Regions from separate parts of the Homo sapiens genome. Here region 2 is linked to region 1. A link is an interaction called in ENCODE POLR2A ChIA-PET data of the cell type or tissue named here. Cell type or tissue: Panc1. All regions are shown on one strand. Each heading gives the region's core, and the rest is flanking DNA. Links, peaks and the distances in the headings are about the cores only.

Region 1 (15,883 bases), core at 4,718-12,717:
AAGTAGCTGGGCCTACAGGCACCCGCCACCACGCCCGGCTAATTTTTTTGTATTTTTAGTAGAGACGGGGTTTCACCGTGTTAGCCAGGATGGTCTCGATCTCCTGATCTTGTGATCTGCCTGCCTCGGCCTCCCAAAGTGCTGGGATTACTGGCGTGAGCCACCGCGCCCGGCCGCGGCTGGTTTTTCAACAGAGTCTCAGGTGACAGGGTTGACATTCAGAGGCCTCATAGTACCAAAAATGCATGTGAACACTGGAATCCTACTCTGTGGGTTGAGATTCTCCCACCAGAGAGACTCAAAGGGACCTGATGCCACCTGTGAGTCATGTCTCTGCTGTGGGTCTCCCTGTGGGGGAACAGAAGGGATCAGACTGCCTGAGCCATATAAATTTTCTCTCCTCCTCTCCTGCTCTGTCTCAATCCCTGCCTCTTTCTCTCTCCCTCTCCTGAACTTATATTACCAATATGTCACAGATAGGCTGGGTGCAGTGACTCACACCTGTAATCCCAGCACTTTGGGAGGCCAAGGTGGGCGGGTCTTTTGAGGTTAGGAGTTCAAGACCAGCCTGGCCAACATGGAGAAAACCATCTCTACGAAAAAAATAATAAAAATAAAAAATAAGTCAGATATTGTGGCAGGTGCCTGTAATCCCGGCTACTCGGGAGGCTGAGGCAGGAGGATTGCTTGAACCCGGGAGGCAGAGGTTGCAGTGAGCCGAGATCGCGCCACTGCATTCCAGCCTGGGCAACAGAGTGAGACTCCGTCTCAAAAAACAAACAAACAAACAAAAAGTTACAGATAAATACAGCTCAATACAGCAGCACTGAAACAGGCAGACTGGGATTTGAACTTGGGTCTGCGTGATTCCAAAGCCTGTGCTTTCCCCTGCCTCGCTGAGCAATTCGCTTCTAGAATTTGTGGCTTTTAATATTGGCACAGGTGACAAATGGCACAAGTAGAAGGCAATTCCTTGCCACGTTGCTTGCCATAGCAAAAGATTGGAAGCCACCAAGGAGCCCAGCAAAAGGATACTGATTAACTAAATGGAGGTGCATCTGTTCAATGCAACCACTGAAAAAACCCCGCTGAGGAAGCTCTGTGTGCCCAGGTGGAGCAGAGTTTATCTGGTGTGTCTGCTGTGCTGCTACTTATGAATAATTTGAAGTGAGGTAAAAGAGGATTTCTACATATTTGTGCACGTGTAAAATACCGGAGGGCACGCAAGGAACTGGGGACTCTGGTTCCTTCCAGAGGAGAACGGGGTGCTGGGGATGGGAGTGAGAAGGACAGTTTTCTCTGTTGTCCTTGTGTACTTTGTAAATTACATAATATATACTATATATGCATACATGATATTTATTTTTATTTAGTTTTTTTTTTTGAGACAAAGCCTTGCTCTGTGGCCAGGCTGGAGTGCAGTGGCGCGAGCTCAGCTCACTGCAACCTCTGATTCCCAGGTTCAAGCGATTCTCCTGCCTCAGCCTCCCGAGTAGCTGGGATTACAGGTGTGCGCTACCACACCCAGCTAATTTTTATATTTTTAGTAGAGACAGGGTTTCACCATGTTGGCCAGGCTGGTCTCAAACTCCCGACTTCAGGTGATCCATCTGCCTTGGCCTCCCAAAGTGCTGGGATTACAGGTGTGAGCCACCGTGCCCAGCCAATATTTATTTTTATTTATTTATTTTTCTTTTTAGAGGCTACTTGCTCTGTCTCCCAGGCTGGAGCACAGTGGCGTGATCATAGCTCACTGTAGCCTCAAACTCCTGGGCTCAATTGGTTCTCCCACCTCGGACTCCCAAGTACTTGGGACCACAGGCACATGCCAACATGCCCAGCTAATTTTTGTACTTTTTCTTCTTTTTTCTATTTTTTTTTTTTCATAGAGACAGGGTCTTGCTATGTTGGCCAGGCTGGTCTCAAACTCCTGGGCTCAAGCGATCCTCCCACCTTGGCATATATAATATTTAAAACTGAATTGTAAACTGGGTATGGTGGCTCATGGTGGTAATCCCAGCTCTTTGAAAGGCCGAGGTGGGAGGATCACTTGAGCCCTGCAGTTCAAGACCAGCCTGGACAACATAGTGAGACTCTGTCTCTATAAAAAAAAAAATAAATTAGCCAGGCATGGTGGTGCACACCTGTAGTCCCAGCTCCTCAGGAGGCTAAGGTGGGAGGATTCCTTGGGCCCAGGAGTTTGAGACCAGCCTGGACAACATAGTGGGACCCTGTTTCTACAAAAAATAGAAAAATTAGCTAAGTGTGGTGGCACAAGCCTGTAGTCCCAGCTACTTAGAAGGCTGAGACAAGAGGATCTCTTGAGCCCGAGAGGTCGGGGCTGCAATGAGCTGTGATCGCGCCACTGCACTCCAGCCTTGGCGACAGAGTGAAATCCTGTCTCAAAAAAAAAAAAAAAAAAGTCTGAGAACTCATGTTTCTTGAGGATTTACTGTGAGCCAGGCACCGTGCTGAGGACTGGCCACTTACATCTTATAACCCTAGGAAGTAGACGGTGTGCCCATTTTGCAGAGGAGAAAACTGAGGCTCAGAAAGGTGCAGTCACTTGTGCAAGGTGATCTAGTTGGGACTCAAAAATATTTCATGTTGCCAGGACCACCCCACCCCCGCAGGCCTCTCCCCAGCTTCTCTCTCTCCCTTCTTTCCGGGGCTCCTAGGATCCTCTCTCCTTCATCTCCCTGCTTTGCTGAGTGCCAGTCAGAGCTCAGAAGGAAGGGCAGTACAAAGTCCAGCCTGGTGCTCTGTGGCAAACATGTTTATCTGATCCTAGAGCCAGGCTGCCTGATGCCTCCCCTCCCCCATCTGCAGCCATCACCCTCCTGTGCCATGTCCTCCTGTGTCCTCCCTTCCTCCCTCCTTCCCTTCTCTCTCCCACAAAGAGAATAGGGTCAGTCTTCCTCTCACCTCTTGAGAGCCTCTCCTGGGCTCAAACCAAAGATTTTCTATGTGCCCCTGTCCATCTGATTCCATGTCTGTCTGTTTCTTTCTCTCTCTCTCTCTCTCATTCTCATTCTCTCATGCCAGGTCAAATTTAAGCTGAACTTGAAAATAAAACAAAGGCCAGCCACCCTGCACAAATACATGTGCAACCCTTAGAAACCGAAGACAGGCTTTTGAATGTGAAAATGGAAAGCAAACTGTTAAAGTGAGCTGATACGAACGTTCCACTTTTAAACAATTCCTAGTAGAGTTGGGCAAAAAATCCACAACAAAAAAGTGAATTTTAAATGCCAGTTAGGAGTCAGAGAACCAAGAGGGCATGTCTTTCCCTTTTCTGGGAGAAGCCACCTGTGCCACTTTTTTCTAGAACCTACTGAATCGATGTCTCTCTCTCCCTACCCCCCACTCCCTTGCTATCACTCTCTCTCTTCTGTCTCTCTGTGTGTCTCTTACACAAACACACACACACACACACACACACACACACACAGAGTCTTCAAGGGCCTGACTATTTTTGAGGGCAGATTCTCCAACTGTCCTAGCTCAGAACTAAGAGGCCAAGGCTGGGCGTGGTGGCTCATGCCTGTAATCCCCACACTTTGGGAGGCCGAGGCGGGTGGATCACATGAGGTCAGGAGTTAGAGACCACCCTGGCCAACACAGTGAAACCCTGTCTCTACTAAAAATACAAAAATTAGCTGGGTGTGGTGTCGTATGCCTGTGGTCCCAGCTACTCAGGAGGCTGAGGCAGGAGGATCACTTGAACCCGGGAGGCGGAGGTTGCAATGAGCCAAGACTGCGCCACTGCACTCCACCCCCAGCAACAGAGTGAGACTCCATCTCAAAAAAAAAAAAAGAAAGAAAGAAAAAGGAAAGAACTAAGAGGACAAGTCTCCAGGCATCTCCTGCTTTGACTCTAATGGGTTTGAGAGTCAAACCAATGTGGGTTCAAATCCCACCACTGTGACCTAGCCACGCGTGCTCTTGCATGACCCACATCTGCCCTGTAACGTGGGGTAAATCCACCCCTACCTCACACTGCTACTGGGAAAATTAAATGAGCTTCAAATAGGGAGGATGAACTTAGGGCAATGCCTGGTGCACAGTAAGTGCTGAATTTGTGGAATAATATTGTCATCATCATCATCTTAACAATGCAGCCCTGGAGACCCTTGGCCCCACACAGCAGAGCCCAGGAGAAGTGAAGACCCGCCCACATCTTCCTCCTCTCTCTCCTACCCTTTCCAGGGTCAATCGGATGTCCAAGGCTTTGAGCCTCTTGCCCTCTGGCCCCTGGGGTTTCAGGGCATGCAAGGTTGTGGTATTCATCTCCACATCTGGAGGGGAGCTGACTTCTCAGTGTGGGGGCTTTAGACCTGGCCTTGATTCTTTGCTTAACCTCCGTGTGCCTCAGTTTCCGCATCTGTGAAATGGGGCTAATGATATTTCAGACTTCAGAGATGGGGAGGAGGAAAAAATGAGCTTAGCGCATTTTGTAAGCCCTTTGTGAACTCCAAAGCACTGTATGGAAGTGAGTTGATGGTCAACTTAAACAGCAGGAATGACTGGGGAGGGGAAAGTGTGACCTCGAGGTTGCTGTATGGAGCGTGAGGTAGGAGGACCCAGGTCCAAGTCCTGGCTTGCCTTCAGTCATTTGGAAGAGTTTCGTTCGGTAAGGCACTGCCTCTCTCAGCCTTAATTTGCTCATCTGTAAAATGGGATCACTAATAATAACTGCTGTATATTGCAGTTACTACATGTTTACTCTACAAGTGCCATGCCATTTAACCCTGTGGACAAGGGCTATTGTCATCTCTACCCTGCAGACGAAACTGAGGCTCAGAAGTATAAAATCACCTGCTCAAGCTAGAAAGGGGCAGAGCTAGGATTAGGATGCAGGCAGTCTGGCTTTTGTTGGGGACGTCAGATCCTCTGTCCCCCCCCCCTCCTGCCGTGGCTACTGTTTTCCTGAGTCTCAGTGCCCTGATGCTGCCTGATGGGCAGGATCAGAATACTTCAAGATTGGGGTTTGAAGGCTGAGGGCAGTGGCTCTGAGTGCCTGTAATCCCAGCACTTTGGGAGGCCGAGGCGGGCGGATCACCTGAGGTCAGGAGTTTGAGACCAGCCTGGCCAACATAGTGAAACCCCATCTCTACTAAAATACAAAAAATCAGCCAGGCGTGGTGGTGCATGCCTGTAATCCCAGCTACTCGGGAGGCTGAGGCAGGAGAATGGCGTGAACCCAGGAGGCAGAGCTTGCAGTGAGCCGAGATCGCGCCATGCACTCCAGCCGGGCCGACAGAGTGAGACTCCGTCTCAAAAATAACAACAACAACAACAAAAAAGAAACACGCTGGGGTTTGAGCTGATCAGGGACAGAAAGGACCCGGGAGGACACCCAGGAAGGAACTCTGGGTCCCAGTTTCTCCCTTGGCCACGTCTCAGGCTGCTGGGCCCTGACCAACAGGGCAGCAGATATCTTCAGGGCCTCAGACAATCCCAGTCACTCACTCATTCCTGCTGTGCATCAGCCACTGGGCAGGATGTGGGTACAAGTGGTAAATAAGGCAACACGGGCCTTGTCCTTGAAGAGCTTCTATTTTCATGGCAGGAGATAGAAAACAAACAAATCAGATGATCACAAGTCTTGACAGGGAACCAGAGAAAGTGAACAACAGTAGTGGAAGAGAGTGACGGGGGTGGGGCCCCCTTTTGGATGGAGCAATCAGGGAGCTGAAGGAGAAGGAATCGGCCATGGGAAGATCTGGAAAGAGGTTCTGAGCAGCAGGAAGAGCACGTGCAAAGGCCCTGGGGTGGGAATTGGCTTGGGGTACTGAGGAACAGCAAAGCCAAAATGACTGCAGCAAAGGCCGAGAGGAAGAGAAAGACCTGGGAAGAGATCCAGGAATTTGGTGGGGTGGAGGGAGGGGAACGAAACCAAGGCAGGGAGTTTGGACTTTATTCCTTGGCCAGGGAGGGAAACTGAGGCAGAAGGAGAGGAACAGACTTTCCCAAGGTCACTCAGGGAGCTAAGGGGGAGATCTGAAGAAAGAGCTCAGGTTCCTGCTGTGGCCACCAACATGGGGCACCCCAGGGAGGCCTGGGACCCAGGACCCACCCCGGCTTCTTCCCAGACACTGACTTCTCCCGGGAAACAGCTTCTACTAGACATTCTGCCTCTGTACCGTCTTCCCAGCCTCAACCTCCCCAATGGCCCAGGCCTTCAATAGGGGTCCCCCGCCCCTCTCTCCCTGGCTCCTTTCCTGACCCTGACGCTGGAGGCCCCACTTTTTTCACTCAGGGCGTTTTCCGATCCCTTTTGTTACCTGAACAATAAGTAACCCAGGTAGTTAGTTATAAACTCTGCAGGAACAAGGAGCTGGTTGATAATTTATAGCAACATCTCAAATTTAAATGGAAAGTAAATAGCATGCTGTTAGCATTAAAGAAAACCCAATCGGGGCAGGCGGGAAGCACTCCAGCCTCCTTGCAAGCTTGGGGCGCCTCATTCTCTCCCGTGCCCCTTCTCCCAGCTGGGTCTGAGCCCCCGCCCCCCTGGCTCCTCCGTTCTGCTTCTCCCAGCTTCTCTGTCCATCTCCCCCAATGGCCTCTCTCTACACTCTCTGCCTCAGCTTCCAGGTCTCTGCTGGTCCCTAGGAAGCACTTTGACCTCTGCTTCCCCTTCAAATGCTGTGGATCAAGCCTCCCCAACCCCACCATCCCACCAAAGGGGGCTGCTGACCGAGAGAGCTCACTCAGCCAGGTAAGAAAGCATCCCCTGCCCCCACCCTCACCCCAAAGCCCCCAGTCCCATCTGGGGCCCTGGGCAGGTCAGGCCCAGCCCCACCCCGTCAGGTTGCCTTCGCCCTGGGTCTGGGATGCCTGACTCTTTGCCCCTCCCCTGCAGCTCTGGAGTCCTTTGCCCTCCTCTTCCTGCCAAGTCAGGGGGCCCTGACTGCTCCCCTGCCCCCTGTCCAGGCCCTCGGGAGGCTCCCTGAGGCCTCTGGGAAAGCAGGAATCCACCAGCCCTCCCCCACCCCAGCTGGGATCAGGACCTTGGACAGAAAAGAGATGGGCCCCTTTGGAGCATCTTTGGGGCTCGGTCTCTCTCTGACTCCCTGGCCACCCCCTGCAGGCCTCTGGTCCCCGGTCATAGCAATTGAGAGCACCGAACAGAGTAGGTTTGGGGCCTCAGTTTGGTGAACTTAGTCTAGCTCCTTCCCGGCTCTAAGCCCCAGTTTCCCCATTTGTGAAGCAGAGTCACCAATAGCTTCTGCCCAGGACTCCTCACCATGAAGGGAAATTATTCCTGTGAAACCTCAGCACAGCGCCCAGGAAGTAGTGAACCTCCTCAAGCAGGCGCTGTAGGGTGGAGGTCAGGGAGCCGCTGGGGAGGGGTGGCCCCTGTAGCCCCCAGGCCATCCTTCCTTCTCCCCCACACCCCCATCCCCCACCCCCACTAGGTGGGAGGTGGGTTGGCCCAGATCTTTCCAGGCCACCATTCCTACAAGTTAATGATCACAGACCTTATCAGAGCCTTTTGCCATTTATAAATTTATAAAACAAAAGAGAAATAATAAAGCACATGGGTAATTAGTAACTAGGTCAGCTCTGCTGAGGAGAGGGGAGGCATCGAGCTCAGGACCCACCCAGTTCTCCAGGAGACGGGGAGTCCGCCAGCGGATGGGGATGTAGAACGGGCAGCCTCTAATGGCGCCTGCTGGTGAGGTGGGGTGCCTGTGGCCATACAGGAAAGGGGAGCAGCTCCCACCTCGAGGCTCTGTCTGCCTCAGGTAAGAAAGACCTGGGCTTCCCTGGCTAAACGCATGAGTCCCTAGGAGGCCAGGAAAGCCCCCAAACCCCAGCTTCGGGCCCTCCTCCCTGGCAGTGCTTCCTGGGCCCCGGAGCCTACCCACTGAGGACTCAGTGCAGGAGTTAGGGTCTGGAGAGTATAAATGATCAGAGTGGCTAAAAATTTCCACCACCTCCCAGTTCTCCAGGCATTTGAGTTGTGAACTCACCTGCTTTTTCTCCCATCTTGGACCCCCCTGGGAAATGTCCCCCTTGCCCAAGGACTGGGCTAAAGGCCTGGGCTCATGGGATTTGGGACTCTGCAGAGGAGCAGTTCAGGGGCTGGAGGCTCAAACCTCCAAGCAAGGACCCCTGGGCTCTCATGGGCCCTGTCCCCCTTCCCAGCAACTAGGCTAAAGGCTGAAGGTCATGGGGACTCAACTCAGAAGGGGGGCTCGTTAGGAGCTGAGGGGGGCCCCTCTAGGCTCTCCTGGGAGCGGGGACGGGGCAGGGCTCCTTACTGCAGAAGGGTCTCCACCACGGCTTTCTGGTGGGCCGCCTCCTCAGGGCTGAGGTTCTCCAGCTCTTTGAGGATGGGTGGCGTGAAGTCTTCCCCATCGTCGTCCGTCTCGTCCTCGGAGCCCCGAGTCTCCCCCAGCCCATTGGGCAGCTCAGCCAGCTCCCCTCGACCGCCGCCGCAGGACTCCCCCTTGTCCAGGGGGCCTTCTCCAGCCAGGAGGTAGGGCCCCGGCTCACCCAGTGCCTGGATCAGTGCCTCTTTGCTCAGCCCTGACTCGAGCAGGGCCGCCAGGAGCTCCGTCTGCAGCTGGCTCAGTTTAGAAACCATGGCTCGGCTGCCACAGGGCCACGCGGCCCGGGTCCACCACGCTAGCCGCCTCCCCCACCGCGTGGGTTGCGTTTGCCTGCCGGCCGGCAGACACAAACCAAACTCCTTGCACCCACTGCCCCCCCAAAACCCCACTAGCCAAGCCCTGTGGGCACCCCCAACCCCCAACCCTGGCCCCAGCGGCCCGTGAATCAGGGCCCCTGCCTGTTCTGTTTACATTGGAGCTGGGGAAATTCTCCAAGGTTCATATTTATCCGTGTGCTTAGCGAAGGGACTGAACTTTGGACTTCAGCCCTGCAAAGTGCAGGCCTCATGGCAGCGGAGAGGGACAGGGAGCTATGGCCTGCGATGGGAGTGGGCAGAGGGGAGGGTGGGGGAGGCGCAGGTGAGGGGCCCTGAGCAGCTGGGATGGAAGGTGCTGGGAGCCAGGGAGGCCATCAGGAGAGCAGCGTTGGGTCCCACCCCCGAAAGAACCTTGTAGGGGCATCATGCTGAGACAGGAGAGCCAAAAATGCTTGCTGCTTACGAGAGCGGCAGCAGCAGGGAGCTCTAGACAGCTGGGCTAGCTCTTCTCAAGGGCAGAGGATGCTCACGGCCATTTTGGGGCCCTTCCATCCATTTTGGGACCCTTCCACCCCACTCCCGGCCTGACACCAGGCCTCCCTGTAGGAAAAAATATGTTAAGATTACCATGTGCCAAGAACAGTGCTGGCTCTGTGAGGGCGAATTCACTTCATTGCATTCTGCTACCAACTGTGAGCAGTTACAGAGATTATCCCCATTTTATAGAGGAGGAAATCGAGGCTCTGAGCGGTTAAGTAACTTGTCCAGGGTCATACAGCCAGCAAGGCAGAAAACATGCAAGGTGAGACTGAGTTGGGATGAGTGTGACACTTGCCTCAGGTGCAAATTTATTTTTTTATTTTTTGAGCTATGTTCTCACTTTGTCACCCAGGCTGGAGTGCTGTGGCGCGATCATGGCTTACTGCAGCCTTGACTTCCTGGGTTCAGGTGATCCTCCCGCCTCAGCCACCCAAGTACCCAAGTAGCTGGCACTACAGGCACGCACCACGACACCCAGCTGATTTTGTGTGTGTGTGTTGTGTGTGTTTGGGTTGTGTGTGTGTGTGTTTTTGAGACAGAGTCTCACTCTGTCACCCAGGCTTGGAGTGCAGTGGAGCAATCTTGGCTCACTGCAACCTCCGCCTCCCAGGTTCAAGCGATTCCCCTGCCTCAGCCTCCGGAGTAGCTGGGATTACAGGCACATACCACTACACCCGGCTAATTTTTTTGTATTCTTTATTGAGTTGGGGTTTCACCATGTTGGCCAGGCTGGTCTTGAACTCTTGACCTCAAGTGATTCGTCCGCCTCGGCCTCCCAAAGTGCTGGGATTACAGGTGTGAGCCACTGTGCCCGGCCTTGTGTGTGTATTTTTTGTGGAGACAGGGTCTTGCCATGCTGCCCAGGTTGGTCTCAAACTCCTGGACTCAAGCCATCCGCCCACCTCAGCCTCCCAAAGTGTTAGGATTACAGGCGTGCGCCACCATGCCTGGCAGCCCAGGTGCAAATTTTAAGGGAATGCCAAAAAACCCAGTCATCAAGGTAAATAACATTTTTATGCAATATGTTTTTAAAATTAAAATGAATGCAAAACCCCAAAGAATTAAAAACAGATGTCTATACAAAAACTTGTGCGTGAATGCTCATAGCAGCATTATTCACAAGAGCCAAAAAGTGGAAAAAACATAAATATTCATCACCTGATGAATATATAAACAAAATATGGCTTGACCATGCAATGGTATAGACATATATATTTTTTTCTTTCTTTTTTTTTTTTTTTGAGATGGGGGTCTCGCTCTGTTGCCCAGGCTGGAGTGCAGTGGTGCAATCTTGGCTCACTGCAACCTCCGCCTCCCGGGTTCAAGCAATTCTCCTGCCTGAGCCTCCCGAGTATCTGGAACTACAGGTATGTACCACCACGCCCAGCTAATTTTTGTATTTTTGGTAGAGATGGGGTTTTACCATGTTGGCCAGACTAGTCTCGAACTCCTGACCTTAGGTGATGCCCTCGCCTTGGCCCCCCAAAGTGCTGGGATTACAGGCATGAGCCACCGCATCCAGCCAATGCAATGGTATATTATTTGGTCATATAAAGGAATGGAGTTCCAGTACATGCCACAACATGCATGAGCCTTGAAAACATGATGCTAAGTGAAAAAGTGGTCACTAAAGACTACATAGTGTGTGAGTCCATTTATCTGAAATGTCCAGAACAGGCAAATCCATAGAGACAGGAAGTGGATTTGTGGTTGTCAGGGCCTGGGTGGGAGAAGGGAATGGGGAGTGGCCACTCCATGGTGCTGGGTTTCTTTAGGATGATAAAAATGTTCTACAATTGATTGTGGTGATATCGGACAACTCTGTGACTTTATTAAAACCCAATGAATTGCACATTTTAAAAGGGCGAGTTTGATGGTATGTAAATCAATAAAAATATTGTTGTAGCTTTATTGAGATATACTTACCATACAATTCACCCATTTCATGTGTGCAATTCTGATTTTTTTTTTCATTTTTATTTATTTTTATTTTTTGAGACAGGGTTTGGCTCTGTTGCCCAAGCTAGAGTGCAATGGCATGATCTGGGCTCACTGCAACCTCCGCCTCCTGGGCTCAAATCATCCTTCTACCTCAGCCTCCCGAGTAGCTGGGACTACAGGTGTGCACCACTGCACCCAGCTAATTTTTTTTTTTTTTTTTTTTGTATTTTTGGTAGAGACGGAGTTTCACCATGTTGCCCAGGCTGGTCTCAAACTCCTGGACTCAAGAGATCCTCCCATCTCAGCCCCACAAAGTGCTGGGATTACAGGTGTGAGCCACCATGCCCGGCCTCAAAAAATATTTTTTAACTAATGTAAAATAATCTGTGCTGAACAAAATAGCAAACATCTAAATACAGGCCCTGTGGCCAGGCACAGTGGCTCATGCCTGTAATCCCAGTACTTTGGGAGGCCGAGGTGGGTGGATCACCTGAGGTCAGGAATTTGAGACCAGCCTGGCTAACATGATGAAACCCCATTTCTACTAAAAATTTAAAAAGCTGGGCATGGTGATGCACGCAGGAGGCTGAGACAGGAGAATCACTTGAACCCAGGAGGCGGAGGTTGCAGTGAGCCGAGATCACGCCATTGCACTCCAGTTTGGGCAACAAGAGCAAAACTCTGTCTCAAAAAAAAAAAAAAAAAAAAAAACAGGCCCTGCCCTCACCCACCAGCCACATGTGGCTACCAAGCACTTGAAAGATGGCTAATGTCACTTCTTGAAATGATAATTTTTAAAAAATATATTGAGTTAAATTTTTAAATTAAGAAAATTTTGGCCGGGCGTGGTGGCTAACGCCTGTAATCCCAGCACTTTTGGGAGGCCAAGGTGGGTAGATCACCTGAGGTCAGGAGTTCGAGACCACCCTGACCAATATGGTGAAACCCCATCTGTAATAAAAATACAAAAATTAACCTCAGGAGGCTGAGGCAGGAAAATCACTTGAACCTGGGAGGCGGAGGTGGCAGTGAACCAAGATCATGCCACTGCACTCTGGCCTGGGTGATACAGCAAGACACTGTCTCAAAAAAAAAAAAAAAAAAAAAAAAGACAATTTAAAAGTTAACATTTAGGCCGGGCGCGGTGGCTCACGCCTGTAATCTCAGCACTTTGGGAGGCCGAGGTGGGCGGATCACAAGGTCAGGAGATTGAGACCATCCTGCCTAACATGGTGAAACCCCGTCTCTACTAAAAATACAAGAAATTAGCCTGGCGTGGTGGCGGGCGCCTGTAGTCCCAGCTACTTAGGAGGCTGAGGCAGGAGAATGGCGTGAACCCAGGATGCGGAGCTTGCAGTGAGCCGAGATCGCGCCACTGTACTCCAGCCTGGGCGACAGAGCGAGACTCCCTCTCAAAAAAAAAAAAAAAAAAAAAAAGTTAACATTTAGAATAATTTTAAATTAGATTTAATTAAAATATTATTTATATATTATACAAATATAATGTTATATTTAGTTTAAAATAATTTGGTTTAAATTAAAATTTTATTTATAAAAATAACTTTTTATTTTAAAAATTAAAGAAAATAACTTCACCTGTTCCATTTTACTTTTTATTTTTTTAAGAGCCAGATTCTTACTCTGTCACCCAGGCTGGCATGATCATAGCTCACTTCAGCCTAGAACTCCTGGCTTCAAGCAATCCTCCCACCTCAGCATCCCAAGTAGCTGGAACTACAGGTACGCACCATCATGCCCAGCTTCATTTATATATTTATCTTTTTTGTTTGTTTTTTGAGACAGGGTCTCCTTCTGTCGCCCGAGCTGGAGTGCAGTGGCACAATCTTGGCAAACTGCAACCTATGCTTCTGGGGCTCCCGTGATCCTCCCACCTCAGCCTCTCCAATAGCTGGGACTACAAGCGTGTGCCACCATGCCTCGCTAATTTTTGTATTTTTTAGTAGAGACAAGAGTTTGCCACATTGCCCAGGCTGGTCTCAAACTCCTGAGCCCAAGCCATCTGCCCACCTCGTCCTCCCAAGGTGCTGGGATTACAGGGGTGAGCCACTGCACCCTGCCTATTTATTTACTTTTCTTAGAGATGGGGGTCTTGCTTTGTTGCCCAGGCTGGTCTCGAACTCCTGGGCTCAAGCAATCCTCTCACCTCAGCCTCCCAAAGTGTTGGGATTACAGGCATGAGCCATCTCACCTGGCCAGTAATGTATTTCACTCCAAGAACAACTCATGAATTAGGAACTGTTATAATCCCCCTTCTGCAGGGGAGGAAAGAGAGGCTCAGAGAGGTTAAATGACTGCTCAGAGTCCCTCAGAGCTGGGCTTTAAGTCCACCTGAGGCAGGCGGACGGGCTGTGCAGGACAAGTTGGCAGCCCCCGCCTTAAGGAGAGTGGTACCCTCTTTCCTCCAGTGCATTTATGTTTTATTTTTATTTTTGAGACAGAGCCTCACTTTGTCACCCAGGCTGGAGTACAGTGGTGCGATCTCAGCTCACTGTAACCTCTGCCTCCTGGGTTCGAGCAATCCTCCTACCTTAGCCTCCTGAGTAGCTGGGACTACAGGCACACACCACCATGCCTGGCTAATTTTTGTATTTTTGGTAGAGACAGGGTTTCACCATGTTTGCCAGGCTGGTCTCAAACTCCTGGCCTCAAAAGATCCACCCACCTCGGCCTCCCAAACTGTTGGGATTATAGGCGTGAGCCACCGTGCCCGGCCAAGTGCATTTTTTTGTAAACCCCCGTGCAAGTTGCTTTGAGGTTGAGCAGCTTACTGCTGGGGACAGCATTCTCAAGTCCAGGCTAAACAGGGAAGATGCTGTGTGCTGTCCCTTTGTGGCTTTGAGGTTCTCCTGCTTATTCTCTTTGCTGCCTGCAGCTGCCTCTTGGTGACTTTCCCTTTCCAGGGAGCCAGAGGAACCAAGGAGTGTTGGCCCTGACTCCTGCCCCCAGCATGTAAACTCATTAACTGCTGGGTCCTCAGGCAGTTAGGTGGCTGAGCATTTGAGTCTGGGACGGCAGGTGGATTTGGTTGGAGAGGGAATGACAGAGATTGGGGAGGAGCCTCCAGAGTCTAAAGAGATAGGTACACAAGCAGAAAGTTCCAGCCCCCAGCCTGCCTTTCCCCCATGCTCAGGGGACAAAGCTGAATTAACTCGAGGTCAGGAATGGCATTTGCATTTGCATTCTTGAGAGTCACTGCAAATAAGAGCTGTAGTCATGGTGAGTGGTTAAGGCAATGGACTAGAGAACCACTGAGAAAAAAAGCGAACAGTGGCTGGGCGCAGTGGCTCATGCCTGTCATCCCAGCACTTTGGGAGACCGAAGTGGGTGGATCACTTGAGGTCAGGAGTTCGAGACCAGCCTGGCCAACATGGTGAAAACCCGTCTCTACTAAAAATACAAAAATTAGCCAGGCTTGTCAGTGGGCACCTATAATCCCAGCTAGTCGGAAGGCTGAGGCAGGAGAATCACTTGAACCCAGAAGGCAGAGGTTGCAGTGAGCTGAGATCATGACACTGCACTCCAGCCTGGGTGACAGAGAGAAACTCCGTCTCAAAAAAAAAAGAAAAAGAAAAAAAAAAAAAGGAACAGCCGGACATGGTAGCTCATACCTGTAATCCCAGCGCTTTGGGAGACCGAGGCAGGTGGATCACCTGAGGTCAGGAGTTCCAGATCAGCCTGGCCAACATGGTAAAACCCCATCTCTACTAAAAATACAAAAATTAGCTGGATGTGGTGGCGCACACCTGTAGTCCCAGATACTCAGGAGGCTGAGGCAGGAGAATAGCTTGAACCCGGGAGGCGGAGGTTGCAGTGAGCAGAGATCACGCCACTGCACTCCAGCCTGGGCGATAGAGTAACAATCCGTCTCAAAAAAATCTGAAAATTAAAAATTAAAAAGTGAACAGTTGTTTAGTAAGTGCAGTAGGTAGGCCAAGATAACTATTAAGTATGTCCTAACAAGGTAGCTGCTTGAAAAAAATAATGCACATAAATTAAAAAAAAAAAAACTATTTTCACTCATTCTTAACTTCTCGTATGGATGTACTAACGGGAGGCCTGTGCCTGTTGGGCTGTCCACAGCTACTCAAACCTTGAGATTAGATTGGACGCTATCTAATCTCATTTCCTGTTACACAATAACTTCTGCATGGCACTTGCTTTTAATCATGACAACTGCCATACACTCAGCTTTACAAAATCATGTCATTGTGGAAAGGAAGTTCCCTCCATCTAACATTCAAATTTAACTATCCTGAGCTGGTAGTTTGCAAGGTGTCCAACAGATGTCACTGTGTTTCCTTCGCAAATTCTCTAAAATAGTCTGCTGTGTCCCGGGGCATAGTAGATATTCAAGAAATGGTGGCTATGAGTTTTATCACAATTCTCTCCTACTGGGTGAGCAGCTGTTTGCAAGACTAAAATTCGGGCGAGGCACAGGCTTCCCCTTGGTCTTAGCAGCTAGCACAAGACGAGTGTCCCTTCAGCCAGTCTCAGAGCTCTTTGGCAATTCAACTGACCCTTGTCCTTCAGTCCAGACAATGCCCCAGGGCCCACCTGCATTCAAACTCGGACTGTTCTCCTTCCCACCCCTATTATCTTTTCAACTTTATGGACAGTACATGCAATTTTCTCATTCATTTTCTCATTTAACATCTAACAGCTTCATGATATCCCCATTTTACAGATAAGGAAACCAAGGCTTTAAGAGGATAGGGACCC
Region 2 (8,000 bases), core at 1-8,000, 360 kb before region 1:
CCCAGAGGGTTGTCAGAATTAAATGATAAATTCATATAAAGTATTCAGAACTGTGCCTAGAAATGTTAACTATTATTATTCTCTACTTTCTCTTTTAGTTAGTTGCCCTCAGAAATGCTTCTAGGCTACAGTGTAATCCTTTTTCTAGCTACTTTATATGCTTAAAGTAGCAAAGTGTCACTTCTGCAGAAATGTTAAAATTCAGACTTTTCTTATTTGGGTTGGTTTTCTCTTAACTTGATTTATTTAGGTCTAACTCCATCTTTTTGTTTTTATCTTATTCTAAGAAGTCATTTATGTATAATCCAATATATTTTCTATAAAGGTATATGGTTTCAGAAAATCATGCATATTTAGTAAACTGAATTTCATCGTGAAAATTGAAGAAATGTATTCTTTATATTTAAATCTAACTAATGATTATAATTCTTTGTCTAAAAGAAATTACTTTGTTAGAGAACCTTTTTATTTTATAGGATGTACTTACATGTATTTCTTAGTTCTTTTTTAAAGGAAAATTTCAATTGTTTTCTTTTTGTGATCTTTTCTTTTTGAGATGAAGTCTCGCTCTGCCGCCAGGCTGGAGTGCAGTGGCGTGATCTTGGCTCGCTGCAACCTCCACCTCCCGGGATCAAACAATTTTTCTGCCTCAGCCTCCTGAGTAGCTGGGACTACAGGCACGCACTACCACACTTGGCTAATTTTTTGTATTTTAGTAGAGACAGGTTTTCACCATGTTGGTCAGGATGGTCTTGATCTCTTGACCTTGTGATCCACCTGCCTTGGCCTCCCAAAGTGCTGGGATTACAGGTGTGAGCCACCGCGCTTGGCCTCCTCGATGTTTTCTTCTAAGAGTTTTTAATTTTTTTTATTTAAAAATGTATTATTTATTTTTTATTACTAGCAGGTGGAAGGAAGATCTTCTAAGAGTTTTACGGTTTTTGGCCTCACATTGAGGTCTTTGAGTCCTTGGCCTCACATTGAGGTCTTTGAGTCCTTGTGAGTTAATTTTTGAATATGGTGTTAGATAAGGATCCACCTTCATGCTTTTGCATGTGGATGTGCAGTTTTCCCAGCATCATTGGTTGGAAAGGCTGTCCTTTCCCTATCAAATGGTCTTGGCACTGTTGCCAAAAACCATTTGACCATGCATGCCAGGGCTTCTTTATGGGCTCTGTGCATTGATCTCAACATCACTTTTTATGTTTTTCTTTCCTAGTTCTGAGGAGAGAGTTAAATTTTTTGAACTCTTTCGATACAAGAATCCATCTGATTTTATAAATGTTATCATTTTTACTTTTGTGTAATTCTTTACTATTTTTGTTTTTTTATTTTTTCCAGAGAAGAGGAGGTATCTTGCAGTGGGCCTCTGTCCCAAAAACAAGCAGAATTTTTTCTTTCTCAACAGGTATGTGAATTCTGTAATTTATCATGAACTTCTGTTCTAGTCCTGTGATGTGTCTAGTCCTGTGATGTGTGTTGTGGCATAGGCCCGTTATGTGCATAGGTTTGTTGGTCAGTCTGTGTCAGCCTTTACTCTTGGTCCCCTCTGCCTCACTAACGAAGCACTTGTAGCTCTGTGCCCCTTCCTATTTTGTGTGTGATTTTATTTTTCTATTAAAGTTATAATCCAGGTTTCATTTAGTAATGGTATGTGACTAACAGCCTAAAACCCTGTGATTTAACCCTTCTCTCAACATTTTATTATAGACATTTGCAAACATAAAGAGAGCCTGAAAAGCAGTGTATGGTAATTACCCATACCTATTACCTCGATTCTACAATTAATATTTTTGTTCTATTTATTACTTATCTAACCACTCTCTATTCAGCCACCATTTCATCTTATTTTTTGATATATATTTCCAGTTGCAGATATTAATACACTTTGCTCCAAACACTTCTCTCTTTTTTTGTTGTTTTTGAGACAGAGTCTTACTCTGTTGCCCAGGCTAGAGCATTGCCCAGGCTGGAGTGCAGTGGCATGATCTCGGGTCCCTGCTACCTCTGCCTCCTGGGTTAAAGCTATTCTTATGCATCAGACTCCCAAATAGCTGGGATTACAGGCGTGCACCACCACACTTGGCTAATTTTTGTATCTTTAGTAGAGATGGGGTTTCACCACATTGGCCAGGCTGGTCTTGAACTCTCGATCTAAGGTGATCCACCTGCCTTGGCTTCCCAAAGTGCTGGGATTACAGACATGAACCAGCGTGCCCCAAACATTTCTTTTTTGTTTCTTTTTTTTGAGACGGAGTCTCACTCTGTCACTGAGGCTGGAGTGCAGTGGCATAATCTCAGCTCACCGACACCTCTGCCTCCCGAAGTGCTGGGATTACAGGTGTGAGCCACCACGCCCAGCCCAAACATTTCTTATGGATGCTTTTCAGCCATATTTTTTCATTTTCTTGGAAACATAATCTGAACATTTTTCTGTGTTATTTTCAGCATAGAATTTTTAGTTTTTGCTCTATTTTTCTACTTTTCCCTAATTTTGTTATGAGCTTTCTGCAGAAAGATGTAATGTTTATATCTAGACAAAAGTGATGGAGGCTGGGCATGGTGGCTCACGCCTGTAATCCCAGCACTTTGGGAGGCTGAGGCAGGCGGATCACAAGGTCAGGTGTTTGAGAGCAGCCTGACCAACATGGTGAAACCCTGTTTCTGCTAAAAAAAACACACACACAAAAATTAGCCGGGTGTGGTGATGCCCGTCTGTAATCCCAGCTACTCGGGAGGCTGAGGCAGGAGAATCGCTTGAACCCGGGAGGTGGAGGTTGCGGTGAGCGGAGGTTGCAGTGAGCCAAGATTGCGCTACTGCACTCTGGCCTGGGTGACAAAGTGAGACTCCGTCTCAAAAAAAAAAAAAAAAATTTACGGAATTACCTCTGCAGATGAATTTCAAACAGATTAGAAAAACCTGTCTATGTGATTGGTTAACTGTAAGGAAAAAGTACAGCTGGATCCTTCCTTACCTTACCTTGTACCTCAGTATATTACAGATGGATTACAGGGTTAAATGTAAATATTTACAGCTTTAGTTAGATAATTAGGCTAGAATGAGCTACACATTGTTGGTTTTTTTTTTTTTTTTGAGATGGAGTTTTGCTTTTGTTGCCCAGGCTGGAGTGCGGTGGTGATCTCAGCTCACTGCAACCTCTGCCTCCCGGGTTCAAGCGATTCTCCTGCCTCAGCCTCCTAAGTAGCTGGGATTAGAGGTGCCTGCCACCACAGCTGCCTAATTTTTTGTGTTTTTAGTAGAGACGGGATTTTGCCATGTTGGGCAGGCTGGTCTCAAACACCTGACCTCAGGTGATCTGCCCACCTCGGCGTCCCAAAGTGCTGGGATTACAGGCGTGAGCCACTGCGCCTGGCCAGAGCTTTCTAACATAAAAGCTATGGAATACTTCAGAGGCTGAGGCAGGAGAATCGCTTGAACCTGGGGAGTGGAGGTTACAGTGAGCCGAGATCACACCACTGCACTCCAGCCTGGGCCACAAGAACGACACTCCATCTGGGAAAAAAAAAAAAAAAAAAAAAAACTGGAAGAAAACATGTAGGAGAAGATAATTTGATTTTCAGAATAAAAATTGAAAGCATCTCCATGTCAGGACTTGTTTTAACATAATTAACAGGCAAACAGGATGGGCGTGGCAGCTCATGCCTGTAATCCCAGCAATCTGGAAGGCCAAGGCGGGTGGATCATTTGAGGTCAGGAGTTCGAGACCAGCCTGACCAACATGGTGAAACCCCGTCTCTATTAAAACACAAAAACTAGCTGATGTGGTGGCATGTGCCTGTCGTCCCAGCTACTTGGGAGGCTGAAGCAGAAGAATCGCTTGAACCCATGAGGCGGAGTTTGCAGTGAGCCAAGATTTCGCCACTGTACTTCAGCTTGTGCGACAGAGCGAGACTCCTTCTCAAAAAGAAATAAAATTAAAAAATTAAAAGGCAAATAACAAAGGTGTTCTTGGGCTCCAATACTTTGGGAAAAAGTATTTACAATAAATATGACAGTGAAAGTTTAGATTTTGGTTTTGGTTTAGAAATCACATTTTCAGGCCGGGCACAGTGGCTCATGCCTATAATCCCAGCACTTTGGGAGGCAGAGGCAGGTGGATCACCTGAGGTCAGGAGTTTGAGACCACCCTGGCCAACATGGAGAAGCACTGTCTCTACTGAAAATACAAAAAATTAGCCAGATGTGATGGTGGATGCTTGTAATCCCAGCTACTTGGGATTCAAGAAGAATCACTTGAACCTGAGAGGTGGAGGTTGCAGTGAGCCAAGATTGTGCCACTGCACTCCAGCCTTGGCGACAGAGCAAGACTCTGTCTCAAAAAAAAAAAAAAAAAAGAAAAAAAAGTCATATTTGATGATGAGACAAAGTTTACAATATAAAATGAAAAGAACAGGAAATAAAGTTACATATCATATTCTGATTTTGTTAAAAATATAATGTGTATATACACATTATATAAATTTGGAATACACCCTGTATTATAAACATATATTGTGATTTTGTTAAAAATGTAATGTATACACAATATATGTTTACAATACAGGGTATATTGTAAATTTATATAATATGTATACACATATTTTTAACAAAATCAGAATATGATATGTAACATATATACACACATACAGAACAAAGACTAGGATAATATACACTAAAGTATTAATAGCGTTATTTCTGGGTAGTGAGATTGCAGAAGATTTTTGTTTTCTTCTGTAGGTTTTCTATATTTTTGGAATAATTTTTCCCCATACTACACCTACATAATAATTTGTTTTTTGTTTTGTTTTGTTTTGTTTTTTTGAGACTGAGTCTTGCCCTGTCACCCAGGCTGGAGTGCAGTGGCGTGATTTCGGCTCACTGTAATCTCTGCCTCCCGAGTTCAAGTGATTCTCCTGCCTCAGCCTCCCGAGTAGCTAGGATTACAGGTGTGCGCCACCACACCCGGCTAATGTTTTGTATCTTTAGTAGAGACAGGGTTTCACTATGTTGGCCAGGCTGGTCTCCAACTCCTGACCTCATGATCTGCCCTCCTCGGCCTCCCAAAGTGCTGGGATTACAGGTGTGAGCCACCACGCCTGGCCAATAATTTTCTATAATGACATAAATTAACAATGGAATTAGAAATTATTTTTACTTTAAAAAAATTTTTTTTAAAGAAATTATTATTTTTAAATAGAGATGAGGTCTCAGTATATTGCCCAGGTTGTTCTTGAACTCCTGGGCTCAAGCGATACTCATGCCTCAGCCTCTGCCTCCCAAAGTGCTGGGATTACAGGCATCAACCACCACACCCTGCCCTTAGAAATTATTTTACTTATAGAAAAACTCATCTAGGTAAAATTGGAGTTAAGTGTCTATAACCCAGTTAAATGTAAACATTTAATTTGTAGCTAACTTTCTACATATTTTATATAATTGTTGCTGATATCGTCCATATGAAACAAATAAGTAGAGCTGGGGCAAGCCACCTGGCTCCCATAAGGCCCCATACAGGCACTGGAAATACAAGAAGCAAACACATTACCTGCCTGGAAGGAGCTTACAGTCTGGGGTGGGGTCAGATTGGCAATTTTACTATAGTTTGATAGTGCCACAGGGGGGGTAAGTGCAGAGGGCTTATGGGAGCATGGAGGGGCTTATAGGATCTCACCTTCATCTAGAAGGTGACAGAAGCAGGTGGCCCAGAGGATGAGCTAGGCATGGGCGTCGGTTTGCTCAGCTTTGGGTAGTATATGGCTGGGGAGCGATGGGTGGGAGGCTTGGTGTTTCTGGAAGAGGAAACAGTGTTGTAGATGGTCAAGAGGAGAGCATGTGGCAGGGTCCACCTTCAGTGTTACCTAGAGTGAGGGAAGGCCAGCCAAGGCTGGCGAGATGAGGGGCCAGAGCCTGAAGGGACCCCTGTAGAAAAGAAAATAATCAGGTGATGCTAGTTAGTATATCTTTTCATATGTTTATTGACCCTTTCTTTCTACTGAGTTACCATTTTTAAATTTCAGGCTTCTTTGCTAAAGAATGATGAGACTAAGGCCCTCACTCCAGCTTCCTTGCAGAAGGAATTAAACAATTTGTTGAAATTTAATCCTGATTTTGCTGAAGCGGTAAGTCTTTCCCAGAATTTGTTGCTGTGTTGGAAAGGAATGACAAGGCAACTTTTTTTGTTTGTTTGTTTTTGGAAACAGAGTCTTACTCTGTTGCCAGGCTGGAGTGCAGTGGCACGACCTTGGCTCACTGCAACCTCCGACTCCCTGGTTCAAGTGATTCTCCTGCCTCAGCCTCCCAGGTAGCTGGGATTACAGGCACGTGCCACCACGCCCAGCTAATTTTTGTATTTTTAGTAGAGATGGGGTTTCACCATGTTGGCCAGGATGGTCTTGATCTCCTGACCTCATGATCTGCCCGCGTCGGCCTCCCAAAGTGTTGGGATTACAGGCGTGAGCCACTGCGCCTGGCCAAGGCTACTTTTTATATTGAGTAGCTGTGCAAATGAGAATCAGCCCATTGGCCCAGGTTCTTGAAGGAAATCGTGTTCTTGGTAGGCAAACAACTCGGTATAGGTTGCAAAGCTCCTCCCTCCCTCCTCGGGCCATAGGCGATTTCTTCTTACTCTTGATGTTCTCTTTCAGTCATCATCCTCCTGATGTTGTAAAGTTTGGACTGGAGATAATATACTAGACTGATGCAAAAAACAGTGTTTGTTTGTTTGTTTTGGAGACTGAGTTTCGCTCTTGTTGCCCAGGCTGGCGTGCAGTGGTGCGATCTTGGCTCACTGCAACCTCTGCCTCCCGGGTTCTCAGTGATTCTCCTGCCTCAGCCTCTCGAGTAGCTGGGAGTACAGGCACACGCCACAATGCTCAGCTAATTTTTTGTATTTTTAGTAGAGACGGGGTTTCACCATGTTGGCCAGGCTGGTCTCGAACTCCTGACCTCAGGTGATCCACCCTCCTCGGCCTCCCAAAGTGCTGGGATTACAGGCATGAGCCATCACGCCCAGCCTAAATGACAGTTTTGAGGCTGAAAAACTCTTTTCCTTTCTCTTCTTTTGTCAGTGTTTATTTTTAAAGTTCTAATAATTCCATTCCTTAATGGATTTTTTACTCGGAAAATTTTCTTAAATAGTATTTGGATTTTCCATCTGACTTTGGGTGCAGAAATATATCTATTTTGCTTCCTAGTAACTGAGATCTGCCTGTTAGGGAAGTTTCAGTGATTAAAAAAAAAATGAAAATAATTAACTTAGTAAACTAGTAAGTCTCAGTGTGTTTTAACTTGTACATTAATAAAACTTAATTTTATAATTTGTATATGAATTCAGGTTTTAGGATCTTTAATTCTGAACACTCAGTTTTCCTCAATATTTGAACTAGGTAAGGCCCAGTATTCTCATCTATCACTCATGTAACCAGTGGCATAGTGGAGTATATTTGAGATAAAACTGACACAAATACTAATGGAACTCCCATTTTTAATTTGTGGACTCCCTCTAGGGGGAATGTGTCTTGAAGCTGTTTTATTCTGCCTCTAGGGAGAAGATTAAGCTAAACTATGACCATCTTATTAGAAGGGTATGGGATACACTAGTGTTTGTAGACAGTGGAACTCTCTGCAGTTGTCTTACACCAGAGATATTTACAGCGTTTAAAATACATTGATTATTTCTTGTTTTAGCATTATCTCAGCTACTTAAACAACCTCCGTGTCCAAGATGTTTTCAGTTCAACACACAGTCTCCTCCATTATTTTGATCGTCTGATTCTTACCGGAGCCGAAAGCAAAAGTAATGGGGAAGAGGGCTATGGCCGGAGCTTGAGATACGCCGCTCTGAATCTTGCCGCCCTGCACTGCCGCTTCGGTCACTAGTAAGTTTATAGACCTTTGTCCTTGCGCAAATTGAAGGAACCGATGACAATAAAAAGTCTGCTGTTTGGCCTGGTGCGGTGGCTCACGCCTATAGTCCCAGCACTTTGGGAGGCCAAGGCGG

What was found. Peaks named below come from ENCODE experiments on the same cell type or tissue, not always from the same donor. Only the 100,000 strongest peaks of a DNase experiment are listed, where the experiment ranks them.
Region 2: POLR2A ChIA-PET joins it to region 1 with 11 read pairs; 2 of 35 experiments call an interaction of 5 or more read pairs at or near these places.

The regions. Positions count from the first base shown.
Region 1 is chr12:120,971,485-120,987,367 of GRCh38, reverse strand. HNF1A (HNF1 homeobox A) reads right to left here and starts at 8,825. Exons shown (of 10, transcript NM_000545.8): 1 at 8,274-8,825. The coding sequence starts at 8,599. It overlaps HNF1A-AS1 (HNF1A antisense RNA 1), which reads left to right and starts at 15,076. Exons shown (of 1, transcript NR_024345.1): 1 at 15,076-15,883. RefSeq lists an enhancer at 13,956-14,483. In Panc1, for the core only: no CTCF peak of the experiment used is centred there; no DNase peak of the experiment used is centred there.
Region 2 is chr12:121,335,411-121,343,410 of GRCh38, reverse strand. ANAPC5 (anaphase promoting complex subunit 5) reads left to right here. Exons shown (of 17, transcript NM_016237.5): 5 at 1,342-1,408; 6 at 6,019-6,120; 7 at 7,688-7,878. Among named protein-coding and RNA genes, the nearest start is that of ANAPC5, 13 kb to the left of the region's middle. RefSeq lists a silencer at 7,815-8,000. In Panc1, for the core only: no CTCF peak of the experiment used is centred there; no DNase peak of the experiment used is centred there.